Linked DNA regions of Mus musculus: region 1 is linked to region 2. Evidence: chromatin contacts called from ENCODE Hi-C or POLR2A ChIA-PET data. All regions are on one chromosome and are shown on one strand. The core of a region is the stretch at or near the end of the contact, and the rest is flanking DNA. Distances in the headings are between cores, read along the strand shown. Region 1 overlaps Slc44a3 (solute carrier family 44, member 3). Region 2 holds the start of Cnn3 (calponin 3, acidic).

What was found. A loop is a pair of places that touch in the nucleus more often than their neighbours do. ChIA-PET counts read pairs that join two places held with the same protein, here RNA polymerase II (POLR2A).
Region 1: POLR2A ChIA-PET joins it to region 2 with 11 read pairs in Patski. The contact joins the enhancer-like site here to the promoter of Cnn3 in region 2. A Hi-C loop is called at or near these places in 1 of 37 maps with a recorded cell type or tissue (heart). POLR2A ChIA-PET finds 5 or more read pairs at or near these places in 4 of 5 experiments (Patski and embryonic stem cell).

Annotation. Positions count from the first base shown.
Region 1 is chr3:121,466,886-121,470,697 of GRCm38, forward strand. All of the region lies in intron 12 of Slc44a3 (solute carrier family 44, member 3), which reads right to left. Among named protein-coding and RNA genes, the nearest start is that of Cnn3, 42 kb to the left of the region's middle. Within about 2 kb of position 2,531, at least 1 of the 3 ENCODE cell types and tissues checked has a DNase peak (open chromatin) inside an H3K27ac peak, as active enhancers do; it is heart, where a contact is called at or near this core.
Region 2 is chr3:121,424,532-121,428,670 of GRCm38, forward strand. It overlaps Cnn3 (calponin 3, acidic), which reads left to right and starts at 2,010. Exons shown (of 7, transcript NM_028044.2): 1 at 2,010-2,297. The coding sequence starts at 2,241.

The DNA of each region.
Region 1 (3,812 bases), core at 1,281-3,780, 43 kb after region 2:
CCTTTCACAGGGGCTGCATATCAGAGATTTACATTAGAATTCATAACAGTAGCAAAATGACACTTATGAAGTAGCAACAAAGATAATTTTATGGTTGGGGGTCGGTACCACGTTAGAAGGAACTGTATTAAAAGATTGCAGTCTTAGAAAGGTTGAGAACTAGGAGGAATAAGCCAAGAATTATGGCTGAAAAAACATCATATCAGAACTCTGCAAGACATTCCCACACAAGCGATAATGCCCACAGGGCCCTGCTGCACTTAGGGTCAATGTGGTGTGACCACACAGCCACCGAGTGCACTGGCGAATGGCAGTGGCAAACCAGAGTCTGGCCCAAAGTCAAGAAAACTTTCCTCTGAACACAACTGCCAGGGTCAGGAACTGAAATTCTTCCCAGATGCTCTGTCTCCTGAACCCCACGCCACCCCCCAGCAGATGTCCTATGGTATGTCCCAAAACAGCTTGACACAAACCGGAAGGGCGCTTCCTATTTCCTATCTGTGGCCTTTAATGTTTTCTTCCGTAGGCAGGTGTGCACCTTCTATGAGGAAGTAAATAGTGACACAAACATTCACTCAGTACACACTGCGTTCCACATTCTAGACACTTCCTGAACGTGCGGATTCATTGGCCCCTCTTAGCCCCCAACCTGTAGGGTAGCTCAGAGCACCCAAGCACAAAAGCACTAGAGGCCATGCCGAGTCACTCACATGAAACTGAGGTTACATTACTCCTGGGCCTCTAACTCACCCAGGTCCAGCTGCAGGAAAATATTTACATTTATGTATGTTTTGGGCATTTCCTTCAAACAGCAGTGTGGTATTTCATGCGATCTTTCTTTGTGACCTGGCAGGACAGTTTTGTAGAAGAAGCCTGGGTTTTCTGCTTACCTCCTAAAGCCTTCAGAGTAACCCCTGCCAGGTCTTGCTCTTCTCATGCACCCTGCTTTGGGCTTTGTAAAAGGACATCTGATGGCTTTAAAGTTTCAAATTAAAGTCTATCACATTTGTTTGGAGATATGGCTCAGCAGCTAAGAGTGCTTGCTACGGCAGTGTGAGGACCTGGGTTCAAATTCTCCAAACTCACAAAACCAGCGGAGTGAAGGGGCTGGAGAGAGGGCTCAGTGTTTAAGAGCATTTACTGGCCTCATTGAGAGAAGACACACCTAACCCTAGGAGGTCTGGTGGGGTGGGGGTGAGGTGGGGACATCCTCTTGGAGATGTGGGGGGGGGGTGTGTGAATGGGCAGACCAGGAGGGGGATAACAACTGGACTGTAAGAAAAGTTTAAACAACAACAACAACAATAATAAAGAGCATTTACTGTCCTTACAGAGGACCTGAGTTTGGTTCCTGGCATGGACATGCCATCCCACAACCCTCTGTAACTCCAGTAGCAGGGAATCTGATGCTCTCTTCTGGCCTCTGCAGGCCCCAGACATTCACGTGGTACATATACATATATGCAGGCAAACATTTAAATAAGAATAGCTGAGGGTGGTTACACAGTTTTGCCATCCCAGGGTGGCAGAAAGTGGCAGAGAACAGGAGGCTCACTGGATCTTGCTGGCTACCAGACAGGTCCAGATTCAGTAAGTGGCATTGTCCTGCGGGGGGGGGGGGGGGGGGGGTTGGGGTGGGGAGTGGGGTGGCGGTGGTGGTAGAGAGCGATACATCAGGAAACCTGGTGTCCTTCTCAGGCCTCTATGAGTGTGTGTGTTCGTGTGCGTGTGTACTCATACACACACACACACACCTGCATGCATGCATGCACACATGTGTTTACAAAATGATTCACAGTGGACCAGGCACCCTCTTCTGATCACATAACTTGGCCTTAGCTCAGTAAAATAATCACTGTAGGCACTATGATTCCCATTTAATAGAATTTTAATCATTGTGTTATTAGGTAACCAAAAAAAGCTAGATTAACTCTTTATTTTGAGAGAGTTCTCCAAAAATATTAACACTTAGAAAGTCCTCCCTCCACCCCCCATCTTTAAATTAAAACTTAATCTTGCCCAGCCTGACCCTTATCCTCTATCCCCTGAGAGCACCCATCTGTCCTCCCCGAAAACTGAACCGGCAGGCAGCATCTTTTGATGGCAGAGCTGTGAACTGGAGCTGCTGTTGACTCGTCAAAAAAGTAAATAGAGTTTTCCTCCAGAGAGAAGGGAAGGGATTCACCCCAAAGCCCTGCCATGAATAGCCGGCTTTATTTCTGGAATGGCTTCTCTGAGTTCTGATTTTATTCACTCAAAATAAAGAACTCCTGAAACAAACTTGAGTAACTAATACACCCTCAGACCTCAGAGACACACAGGGGTAGCTGAGTCCACGCACATCCAGACCCCTTCCGAGGCCCCTAGAAAAACTTGCAGGAACTAGTCCAAGCCAGTTTCATCTCTGATTTTATCACAAACACATGGAGAGGAAGTCAAGGCACCCGGCAGACACGCCCGAGCCTTCCAGGGTCTGGCATTCACCAGTCCCTTCAAGAATTCACTGTTTACCAGGCTGCAAACCACCACCAGAGAGACTGTGAGAGGGGAAGCCTGCCAGCGGCCGCCTCTGTCCTCTTCAGGGGTCCTGCCAGGAGGGAGGGATGAGACATGGAGGAGAGGAGAGGGGAGGGGAGGCCGAGAGTTACTCCTGCCAAGAAAGTAGAAGCAGGGCAATGCAGTCTTGTTTGCTTTTCTGAAATTTTATTTGCTTTTAGGCTTAATTTTTAGAATGGCCTCATTCTTTCCAAGCTCATCACTGTGGCCGGGGGTGGGGGTGGGGGGGTGGGGTGGGGGCGAATTAAGCATCAGAGAGACAGAGAAGAAAGGAAACAACTGATCAGTCTCAAGTAGCCCCGGTGAAGGCCACTGCCTCCTTTGCCTCCCCACATTCCTTGGCAAATATGCACGGTTGAAAGGACAGGCAGGCACACAGAGGAGCCCAAAGCCAATAGAACTGATTTCTACAGGGTTTTTCAGTGAAAGTACAAACGTTGTCAAGTAAAGAAAGTGATGTTCAACTCCCACTGAAGGAATATTTGAATTTCTCACAAATACTTTCACATGTGAGGATTAGCTTTCTAAAACCCCTTTTCTATTCATTTTTAACTTACTTTAATTTTGTTTTACTTATTACTAGGTTGTGTGTGCGCATGTGCATGTGAATACACAAATCTTATGGCACATGTGTGAGGTCCAAGGACAGCATCACTTGGTTGTCAGTCCTCTCTTCCCACTGTGGGGTCCAGGAATGGAACTCAGGACCAAGCTTGTGTGTAGCAAGCAGTGTTACCCAGTAAGCTATCTCCCTGGTCCTAAACCCCTTTTTAAAATGAATCATGGAAAACTGGGACTAGAAAGTTTCTATGCTCAGTGGATCAAGTACTTGTCCTAGAGGCCTGAAGAACTAAGTCAGATCCATAGAACTCAAGTTAAAAATCTAAACAAAACAAGCCAACTCTTGCCTTTAACCCCAGCATCTAGAGGCAGAGGTGGGCAGATCTCTGTGAGTTCAAGGCTGCTTGGTCTACAGAGTGAGTTCAGGGCCAGCCAGGGCTACATAGTGAGACCTTGTCTCAAAACAAACAAACAAACACACAGACTAACCTTGTGGTGGCACATGAGTTTTGTAGTCACAGCCTTTGGAAGGCGGAGCCAGGTTGGTCCTGGTGGCTCACTGTCCAGCCAGCCTAGCCTACCTGGTGGGTCCCACGCCACTTCGAGACCCTGTCTCAAACAAAGGTGGGCAGTGCCTGAACACAGAAGGTTGTCCTCTGGCCTCTCATGCTATGCACACATGTGCACTCACACCT
Region 2 (4,139 bases), core at 760-3,259:
CTCCCTCATACCCGCCTCCACATTCACTCTTGAACACAGCACTACTCACTCCCAGCAGCGAGTTAAATTTCCATCGTTGTGACTGCTGCCACTATCAACTGGCAGTATCATTTCACATTACGAACCTTTGAAACTCGGTAGTCCTTAAAGACAACCCTGTTAAGTACTAGAAACCACGCCTTTGATGACAGAACTGAATAACGCCCCCATGCATTCTACCAAGTACGATTTAGGCTAGCCAAGTGACACTGACCACCATTCCTTACCCACTGTGGCCAAACAGAAGCCCTGAGGTTTGGGATTCTAAAGGAGAGCTGGGGGTGGGGGGGTGAGGGTTGTAATTTCGACTTCATATCTGGCTCAAGTATTGGTTCTAAAAAGTGGGTTTGGTCTTGTGGATGACAGAGAGCCACTATCACAGGACTGGAAAAACAGCCCCAACTGCTTGTATCATCATACTGGGTCAGCTGCATCATCTTTCTGCGGAAAGAATGCCCTAATTATTCTGAGTACCTTCAGAAGCAATCAGTAAATCATTGGAAGTTACTTCACGTTTCTGCCCATTTGACTCGTTACTGCTCTATCACATTGCACCTTATAGCGTTGATGAAAAATTCTTTCAGCTGACAGAAATTCTGTGCCTTTTTCTTTTCTCTGTAGCTTAGGCAGACCTCTGGTTCTATCCCAACACAGCAATCCTCTTTGTGCTGGGATAGAGTGCTTGAGACACTATGCCACACTCCCTTATTTCTATCCCAGAAAGGTTCAACTTGGGCTATTTGGGCTTCTCTTTTCCATGCAAGTGGCTGACCCTGGTCCTGTAGTCTCTTCTGGAATGTCAGCTGTATTTGGGAAACATAAACCAACATACTGACACCCAGAGGACTAAAACCTGTCCTAGATGTGCCCCAAGACACCAAGGCAAGCGGTGACACTCTGGAGGCAGTGATAGCTGTCATTATTAGGAATCTCTGAGTTGCAGCCTTCAAGCCACTAAAACGGATCTGAAGTCTACCGAGTAAGTTTTGGGAAAGTGAATGAGCTAATCTTTCAAAGACATATAGCCCAGTGTAGTGCCAGGAACACAGGCAGGGGACAGCGTGCTCTCTGTTCTCACCTTTCCTCTATCAGTTTGCCTTTGAGATCAGAAGAAAGGAAAGGGGACGGAAAAGAATACAGAGTGCTGATTCAAAGAGATTAAAAAACAAACCAAAGCAGGTAGACTTCTCAGTCAAGGCAGTCCTCTAATTAAAAACAAATAAACTACCTAGCCTTTTGGGCTGGCTGAACCCCCGGTGAAGGTGCTTGCCAAGGGCAACTGGTGGGACTCCAGAAAAGGACCCAAAAAGCTGTACCCCCTCCCCCCAAAACCTGGCTGTGCCACAACACTTTCCCAATTTCTTTCGCTCTGCATTCAAAGTTTAGACAGGATGAGCAGGACTTTGGCAAAGAGCGTTGACCGAGGCAGAGGTCAGCCCCACAGGTGCGGCAGCTGCGTGGGGAGGGAGACTTGGCAGATGTCCACGCAGGCCTCCCCCCCCCGCCCCCGGCCTGGCACGTGGATTCGAAGGCTGCTCCCCGGGTTTCCAGCGCAACATCTGGGCGCGCTGTAGCCCGGGAGGAGACGGATGGAGTGGCCGGTCAGCGGCGGGCCAGCTCGGGGAGCTTCCTGTCCCCCTCCACCGTCGGAGCGCCACAGATGCCTGGGAGTTGATGAGAACCAAGGCGGCTGAGAAGCCCCTAGGCGCCGGGGCGGGGCGGTCGCAGCCCGCTGACCAGCGGGGAGGAGGGGCGCCGAGGTCCTAGGTGGCGTGAGGGCGGGGCCGGGGGCTGGGACCCCGCGGGAGGGAGCGCCGCGCCCGCCGCGCTGCCATTGGCCGGGAAGCCTTGGAGCAGGCGAGGGGGGAGGAGGCGGCGCTCATTGGTCGGGCTCGCCGGCCAATCCCTGGAGGCCCGGGGGTGGGTGGGGGGAGACCAGGCTGGGGGCAGAGCGTGCGGAGCCGCGGAGCGGGCAGCGAGCAGGGCAGCCGGTCCCAGTCCAGAGCGACCCGGAGCCTCCGCGGGACTCGAGTCCTAGCGAACCTCGAAGCATCATCCGCGTCCGTCTGCGGCGTTCGGGCTTCTCCGGCGCCGCGCAGGGGAGCGAGCTCGTGCATCACCCGCGCGGCCGCCGCTGGGGCTAAGAGCAGGGACACCGAGGGTGACTGACCGCTAGAACTCTTCCAGTCGTCCAAACAGCCATGACCCACTTCAACAAGGGCCCTTCCTACGGGCTCTCCGCCGAAGTTAAGAACAAGGTACGCGCGCGGGCGGGCTGGGGGTTTGCCGCGGCGGTGGGGGCGCTGGGAGCCGCCGCGGAGAGACGTCGAGGCTGCGGGAGAGAGAGATGCTCCTCGGCTCGCGGAGCCTGGCTCGCACGCGTTGGTGCTGGCTTTGTTCCCGCGCCGCGGCCCCGGCGGGCGGTGGGGGTTCCCGGACGCCTGGAGTCCCGCAGCGCCGCAGGGCCCGCTCCAAGGCTGTAGGGTGCGCCCCTCCGGGAAGGGGGCGCTCCTGAGTGGCCTGTGGCCCTTAGGCGGGGCCCTGCCTTACGGCTGGGTCTCCGGGAGTTGCCGCCCCCGCCATCCGCCTGGGCTGGGGCTGCCGCGGGACCCTGCGTCTCCTCCCATTCCATCCTGGCCCCCTCCTCCCACAAGCGAAGTTGGGCGGTTACGTGGCCAACCCGGGCCCCTCATTGTTCCTTTCCTCCTCCTCCTCCATGGGAGAGTGTCCCGCCGACCCCTGGGACCCGCGGGCGGAAAGGGAGCCCGTCGGTGGTGCCTTGATGCAATCGCCGCTGGTGCGGGAAGCCCAGACAAAGCCTGAACGCGCAGCCTGCGAGCCGGATCAGCTGTAGATGAGAGACTTAGAAATGCAATCCTGAGAAGTTTGCAGCGCGTTGAATTGTCACGATATCTCGGCAGGGTCGCTTTTGTTCGAGGTTTATTTGCTGTGGCGGGTTGCAATTTTGGAGTGATTGGAATCTGGCTGCGTTGCTTTGCTGTGTACTCATCTCAAGAATGCACCAGGGTTTATCTTTCAGACTTTTGGCCTGGAAAAGAGATGAGAGGCGCCCCCCTCCCCAAATCCTCTCTTTCCTTCCTCCCTGCCTGCATTCCAAGTCCATGACATCAGGGGTTTCGGGGAGTGGGGGTGACCAGCCAATCGGCGTGGAACTGCGCACAGACCGCTCATTGTCTCCCTTTTGCTGTTCCGGCCAAAGCGCCACAAAGGAGGGCTGCTGTGGTTTAATTCCCATTAACTTCCCGGGAGCCGAAGCATGTCAGGATTGTCACCAAGCTGTCCCACCTCCGGTAGAATAGTTTGGCATCATCAGGGCTACGAACACCCCTGGAGTTGCGGGTGGCTGGGGTGTGAAGGGAATTTCATAGAAGTAATGAAGCGTACCGTTGTTAGACCCAAGCGAGAGTGGTTTATTCTTTCCTGATGTATCTAGCGCACCCCTTTGTAGTTCATCTAGAAGATTCTAAACAGTCTTTGAAGCTAGGGACTAAATTTTATTCTGTGTTCAAAAATTGTAATCTTTGGGGGTTTTTAACCTTTTCAAATGTTTTGTCTGTATAAAAGTTTTCCTAAAGAGGCAGAAAAGTTAGTTTGGACGACAGCACTCACCAACTGAAAACTTTCTTGCAAAATAGCGGTCCTTCGAAGTTTATAGCTCCAGCTTTAGGAAGTTAAGGGCGTTGGCGTGTGAGAACTGGGTGGTTTGTGCCCGGTGCCGCTGGGCGCATGATTTGCAATTCCCTCTGGGATTCTGGCGCCCACTGAGTCTCTTTACCTTTGCATTGTAAATGAGGGACTGGTGACTTTGGCAGCCCTACAAGTGACTTGACTTTTCCTGGTTCTTGGTATCCAAGCTGGCTTTCTTTTTGCTGACTGGAGTCATTGCTTCTCCCCCTTGTAGTTCATATTGAGCCAACAACTCCAGGAAATGCAGAGACTCAGGCTGGATGGATCACTGTAACTGTAAGAGTTGGAAACAGTAACTCCTCAGGGTTTTTTGGTTTTTTTTCTTGTTGTTTTCGAGACAGGGTTTCTCTGTCTAGCCCTGGCTGTCCTGGAACTCACTTTGTAGACCAGGC